2 separate regions of the Homo sapiens genome follow, and region 1 is linked to region 2. A link is a loop called in an ENCODE intact Hi-C map of the cell type or tissue named here. Cell type or tissue: CD4-positive, alpha-beta T cell. All regions are shown on one strand. Each heading gives the region's core, and the rest is flanking DNA. Links, peaks and the distances in the headings are about the cores only.

The links. A loop is a pair of places that touch in the nucleus more often than their neighbours do. Peaks named below come from ENCODE experiments on the same cell type or tissue, not always from the same donor. Only the 100,000 strongest peaks of a DNase experiment are listed, where the experiment ranks them.
Region 1: it touches region 2 in a loop (3-fold over the local background); 2 of 110 quality-filtered maps call a loop at or near these places.

The regions. Positions count from the first base shown.
Region 1 is chr22:23,140,548-23,143,448 of GRCh38, reverse strand. It overlaps RSPH14 (radial spoke head 14 homolog), which reads left to right and starts at 1,459. Exons shown (of 7, transcript NM_014433.3): 1 at 1,459-1,500. RefSeq lists an enhancer at 1,273-2,165. In CD4-positive, alpha-beta T cell, for the core only: no CTCF peak of the experiment used is centred there; DNase peaks (open chromatin) are centred at 650, 1,348 and 1,948; H3K4me3 peaks cover 1,347 bases; H3K27ac peaks cover 1,302 bases.
Region 2 is chr22:23,694,831-23,697,731 of GRCh38, reverse strand. It overlaps RGL4 (ral guanine nucleotide dissociation stimulator like 4), which reads right to left. Exons shown (of 11, transcript NM_153615.2): 6 at 2,713-2,782; 7 at 1,044-1,118; 8 at 487-561. It also overlaps the pseudogene GUSBP11. Among named protein-coding and RNA genes, the nearest start is that of RGL4, 5.3 kb to the right of the region's middle. RefSeq lists enhancers at 998-1,077, 1,812-2,312. In CD4-positive, alpha-beta T cell, for the core only: no CTCF peak of the experiment used is centred there; DNase peaks (open chromatin) are centred at 1,341 and 1,996; H3K4me3 peaks cover 1,536 bases; H3K27ac peaks cover 2,500 bases.

The DNA.
Region 1 (2,901 bases), core at 168-2,667, 550 kb after region 2:
TTTCTTGCCCTGGTACAGTGAGGGTACCGCTCCTAGAGGAATCTTTATGGCTTGCTGAATGCAGAAAGAAGCATATCTGTTTGCCTTTTCTTGTATCTTTTTTTAAAATTATATCTATTTATTTATTTATTTATTTATTTATTTATTTATTTATTTTAGAGTTGAGGTCTCACTCTGTCACCCAGGCTGGGGTGTAGTAGTGTGATCATATCTCACTGTAACCTCAAACTCTTGGGCTCAAGCAACCCTCCCCCTTCAGCCTCCCAAAGTGCTAGGATTACAGGTATGAGCCACTGCACCTGGCCCAGTTAGCCCTTTCTGAGGCCACTATTTTTCCAATGTTGTCCACTCAAAATGGTCAATATACCAATCCAGCATATTTTGGGATGGCCCATACTTCACTCCTTCAGGGAGAAGGAAGGTTTCATGGAAGAAGTGTTCACCAAGTTGCATCCTGAAGGATAAAGAGGTAATAATTAGTGTTACAGAGCGCTCAGGCTTCATGAGCGAGGTGGCATTTGAGGGGTTAAGAGAGAGTCTGGCATGGCTGGAGGAGGCCATCACCCAGGGACTGGAGCACTAGGCTAGGAGTTTGGACTCAGCCCTGAGACTAGTGGGGAGCCATGGAGGGTTTTATGCAGGTGGTGGCTGGGTCTGGCTTGCTTTTGAGAACAGCTACGCTGGCCAGCAGTGTGTTGGGTCCACTGCAGAGGCTAACCTTTGTCATTACCAGGCGGTCAGCCTGAAGAGCAAGGGGCATGGGCAGGGCTAGGCAGTCTTGAGATCAGGCCTATGTAATTTGGGGGAAACTGGCTGAGCGCAGTGGCTCACGCCTGTAATCCTAGCATTTTGGGAGGCCGAGGCGGGTGGATCATCTGAGGTCAGGAGTTCGAGACCAGCCTGGCCAACATGGCGAAACCCTGTCTCTACTAAAAATACAAAAATTAGCTGGGTGTGATGGCGGCCGCCTATAATCCCAGCTACTTGGGAGGCTTAGGCAGGAGAATCACTTGCACCCGGGTTGGGTGCGGTGGCGCGGAGTGGAGCGGAGGTTGCAGTGAGTCAAGATCGCGCCACTGCACTCCAGCCTGCGTGAAAGAGCGAAACTCCGTCAAAAAAAAAAATTGGGAGAAACGACTGAACTTCTCTGAGGTTCTTGTCTCTAAACTAGATGTTACCACCTTATGAATTTACTCTGAGGATCAGAGGCATGCAAAGTACCCAGTACAGAGAAGGGCGTAAATAAGTCACTTCCTTTCCCTTCTGTACTTTGAACAAAGCTGAGCTGCCTTTGGTCTCCACAGCAACCCTGTAAATGATTGTTCCCGCTTTGCAGCCGGCCGCAGCCTTGGGCTGTTTGCGCCTGCGCAGTGGGTGCTGATTATGTCGACCGCGGCGCCGCGGACGCTGCTGGAGTCGCCTGGCAACGATGTCGCCTGGCAACTGAATAGGTTGGCCAGTGGCGCGGGCTACTGGAAGCAGAAAGGGCTGCGGAGGCAGGTGAGGCGGCGGTGGTGGGCTAGGGGCCCGGGGACAGGGGGGCCCAGTGACCCACCCAGTCCCATTCACACGGGGCCGTGTCCCCACACTCAAAATCACGGTCTTTTGTCTCCGGCCGGACTCTCCCAGCCCACGCCGCTTAGAAGAAGGCAGGCCCCTGTCTCCAGCACCCACCGTTCCTGTGAGGGGAGCTCAACTCAAACATGGCCACGTCCCTCCCAGTCCGGCCCCCACTTCTACCGTTGTCATCTGGTGTCCCGCGTGAGCATCTGGCTTACCTTTTACTGGAGTAGATTCCTACAGGCCTGTGGCCTGTCCATTCTACTAACCATGATAATAACCGTAATAATAACCACAGCCAACATAGCTGAAGCCCTGGTATGCCAGGCTTACGTGTATTCGTTAATATGACAACTCTGGGAGGCAGGGAAGGAGGTACTGTTATCATCTCCCCTTTGAAGCTGCAGAAAGACACAGATAGAGGAAGTAACTTGCCAAGGTCACCCAGGCCTGAATCTGGAGCCAGTTCTTAACTACTAACCTACACTGCCCATAGTTGCTGAAAGTGTGTGTGTGTGTCGGCAATAAAAGTTAATCACTTTTTTTTTTTTTTTTTTTTTTGAGACGGAGTCTTGCTTTGTCGCCAGGCTGGAGTGCAGTGGCGCGATCTTGGCTTACTGGAACCTCCGCCTCCCTGATTCAAGCGATTCTCCTGCCTCAGCCTCCCGAGTAGCTGGGACTACAGGCATGCGCCATCACGCCCAGCTAATTTTTGTATTTTTAGTAGAGACGGGGTTTCACCATGTTGGCCAGGATGGTCTCGATCTCTTGACCTTGTGATCCGCCTGCCTCGGGCCTCCCAAAGTGCTGGGATTACAGGCGTGAGCCACTGCGCGTGGCCATAAATCACCTTTTAACATTAATTCCTTTTCATGGATGTGTCAGAAGCATCTGAATATGGGTTCCTGGCAGTGAATGAGCTAGACCCAGATTTGAACACTGGCTTCTAGTCTTACCAGTTTCATGGCCTCCAGTAAGCTCCTTGGCCAGAACCTCAGTTTCCTCATTTGTAAAATGTGGATAATACCAGCCCCCTCCTTATGGGGTAGTTGAATTGGATACTACTTATTGCTGGCACAAGGTAAGCACTAAACAGAGTGACCAACTTGGAGTTTGCTTGTTTGGTTTGTTTTGTCCTTTAATGCCTTTGACTGAAGATCCAGATGAAAGTATCAGTGGTTTCTTCTGTGAAGCACTATTGTGTGGGAGGGCTCTGGAGTTTGCAGTTTGGGCTGCTACTTACTTACCTTCACTGGGACTTTGAGCAAATCTCTTCATTGCTCTCAGCCTCAGTTTGCTCATCTGTAAAATGAAAGTAAAAATACCCATTTGCCTGCCCTC
Region 2 (2,901 bases), core at 297-2,796:
TGCACACGACAGGACTTGGACCTGCCTCAGGCTCCGGGCTCTAGAGCAGGGGGAATGGGAGCTGAGGCCCAGGGACCTTCTGCCCCAACCCTCTGTGATGACAGACAGGGAAACTGAGGTCTCTCATAGAAAGAAAGCGCTCAGTGACCTTGGAACTGCCTGCCCTTGGAGAGGCTCAATTTCACCCTCCTATTACGGGACTACCCTAGGGAGAAGCTGAGCCCAGTTCAGCCCACACCTCAGCAGCTTTGCAGTCAGGCAGCTCTGCAGCTTCACCACTCAGGAATAGGGCCTGGTGGCTGCCATGGAGCCTCCATCACTCAGAGGTGATGAGATGGGCCTGACACCCCCACCCACAGGAGCAGCTGTGAGGCTCTTAGGAGAGGAGGTTTGCCAAGGGCTGAGATCTAAAGGCTCGGTCCAGGACCCTCTCCTCCCAAGCTTCAGGATCTTGGTTCCCAAGCACCCTGCCCCAGGCTCACTCACATCCAGGTCGTCCGGGATGGCCGAATCCAGCCTCTGTAACTCAGTCAGAAAATCCCCCAGGAAGGGGACCACACCCTGTGCCAAGGAGGGGTGGGGAGGTGGGAGGGGTAGTGGTGATGAGTATTGGCCCTCAGGTGCCTGCCCAAGGTCCTGTCCCATGAAATCCCATCAGCCCCTGTCTCCCAGAGCCCCCTCCTCAGGTCTCCCGGTTGGAGCAGCCAAAGACCCTCAGCTGCCTTTCCCAATTCTCTGCCTCCTGTATCCCAGCTGACCTCCAAGTCTAGCAAGCACTCCTTGTTAACCTCTATGGTGGGATTTTAACAAGTCACAAAGGCCTGTGGTCCCAGCTTTACCCTTCCCCACATCTAGTCTGAGTCCAGCTTTCCCAGACCCTTCCTCTGGTCTCTCAAATGAAGGTTTTCCAGGCCCAGTGGCCACAGGAGGACAGGGCTGGGGAGGAAGCCCCCGCTGTCTTGATATGGAGGCCTCCAGCTGGCGGGGAAGGGAGCCCTGTCCTCTGATCCCCTGCGGCCCGTCCATGCCACAGGCTCACTCACCTTCTTCTGCCTCCGCAGCCTCATCTGGACTCTCTGGGGGTTCCTCTCCTGGGTGGCCACCTTAAAGCTCCCCGCCTGCCAGGTGTCAGCGACAGGGACAGTGAGGCTCTCCTCCTCTCCCCCAGTTACACCCCAGCCACCCCGCACTTGGATCCCCAGGGAGTGGCGGGAGCCACCTGGCACCGTGCTCATACCACTGGCCCAGATCCACACTCCCTGTGTGTGTCACCCAGTCTTGCAGCCGGGCCTCCCTGAGACTGTTTCCTCTTCTGTAAAGAGTGATGCAAACCACAGCTACCTCACAGGGCCTCTGAGGGCTCAGTTTCCTGTAGCTGTTGCCGTTGTTCTCACCGTCATCCCTCTGAGGAAGAACCAGGCACGAGCACCCTCAAATTGCTTTCTTTTCTTGAACTTCATTTCTACCCTGTGAGGCCTGCACTACAGGCTCAGCATCCCTTCATTTTCCAGATGAGGAAACAGAGGCCCAGAGCGGGCAGTGGCTCCCCAGGGCCCCCAAAGAGAGGACGCCTCCTTCTGCTCCTGGAGGCTCCGTCTCGGCTGCCTTCAGCTCACATCCCAGCACCACCACCCATCAGGGTCGTGTTCTCTGGAGTCTTTGAGTGTCTAGGTCTCCAGCCACATACAGTCGTGATGGGAAAGGGACAGGGCATTTTAGGAGACCTGGTTAAGTGGCACCTGCCTATCCCAGCCCCACTGGAATCTCTGCCACGCAAACTGGGTTTGAGCCATGCCAAAGGCTTCGCCTCGCCAATGATCCCCCAGGGGAGTTCCGTGCACGGAACTCTCTCTTTCTCCACTGAGGAAGTAGCCTCCTGATGCGCCATCTCTGACTGCAATGGCAGGGTTTTCCAGAGTCCTGGGTGGGGTGACATGTTGCCTTCTCATTTGCATGGACGATTCTGAGATCTGGTCAGGGAGGATCCCCTAGCAATGTATGAATCCCCCAGATACTTGTCATGAGCATGCGTCGCTGCTAACCGGTGAGAATCCTCTGACATGACCGTTTTTGGGTGTCTGCAAAGGGCAGAGTGGGGAGTCCCAGCAAACAGCTACGTCTGTCCCCAGTATGCCCATTGGTACCCAAAGCTGGGCAGTTACTGGACTCCCTGCCACATGAGCTTCCTCTGTTGTTGTTCCCCCTCTCCCCCAGTGCAGGCCAAGGCCCCCTGCCCATGGAGGTGTGCTGCAGACAGCAGCAGCAGCAGCAGCAGCAGCAGCAGCAGCAGCAGAGGCCTGGCTTCCTGAGGAATTGCTGGCCGGTTTGAGGAAGGAAGGAAGTCCCACCTACCATGATCACCCTCCAGCCTGGAGGAAGCTCCATGCCAGCAGCATGGACCAGCATGGGAGCCAGAGCCCTGCTAATGCTGCAGCTCATCACCCCTGCTCAGCAGCCCAGCAGCCCAGCAGCCATTGCCACATCCCATTTCCAGGGCCTCCTGCCCCCATGCCCCCACGTGCCCATGGACCGACACACCACTCTTCCTGTTGGCCCAAGGTAGGCATGGAGGGAATTTTTCAAGTCCACTTTTAGTAGGTAAGTCAAAACCAAACAAAATAACCACTCGACACCTGGTCCAATGCCCTTCCAAACTCACTCTTTTCTCTGACCCTTAAACACTTGTCCTGCATCTCCCAGACTCCACTGTACCTTGATCAGTAGGTCCCTCTTCACTGCAGTGTCTTTTTTGCAGAGTTCTTTTAGCTCTTTCATGCTTTTGCTATGGGCAGAGGAAAGAAAGAAGGGTAAATTTGGGAATCAGGGGAGATTTGTGAGTTCCAGTCCCTTTTGTTTGAAAACCCAGTGAATCCCAGCTTACTGGGTGAGAGTTTTCAGTGG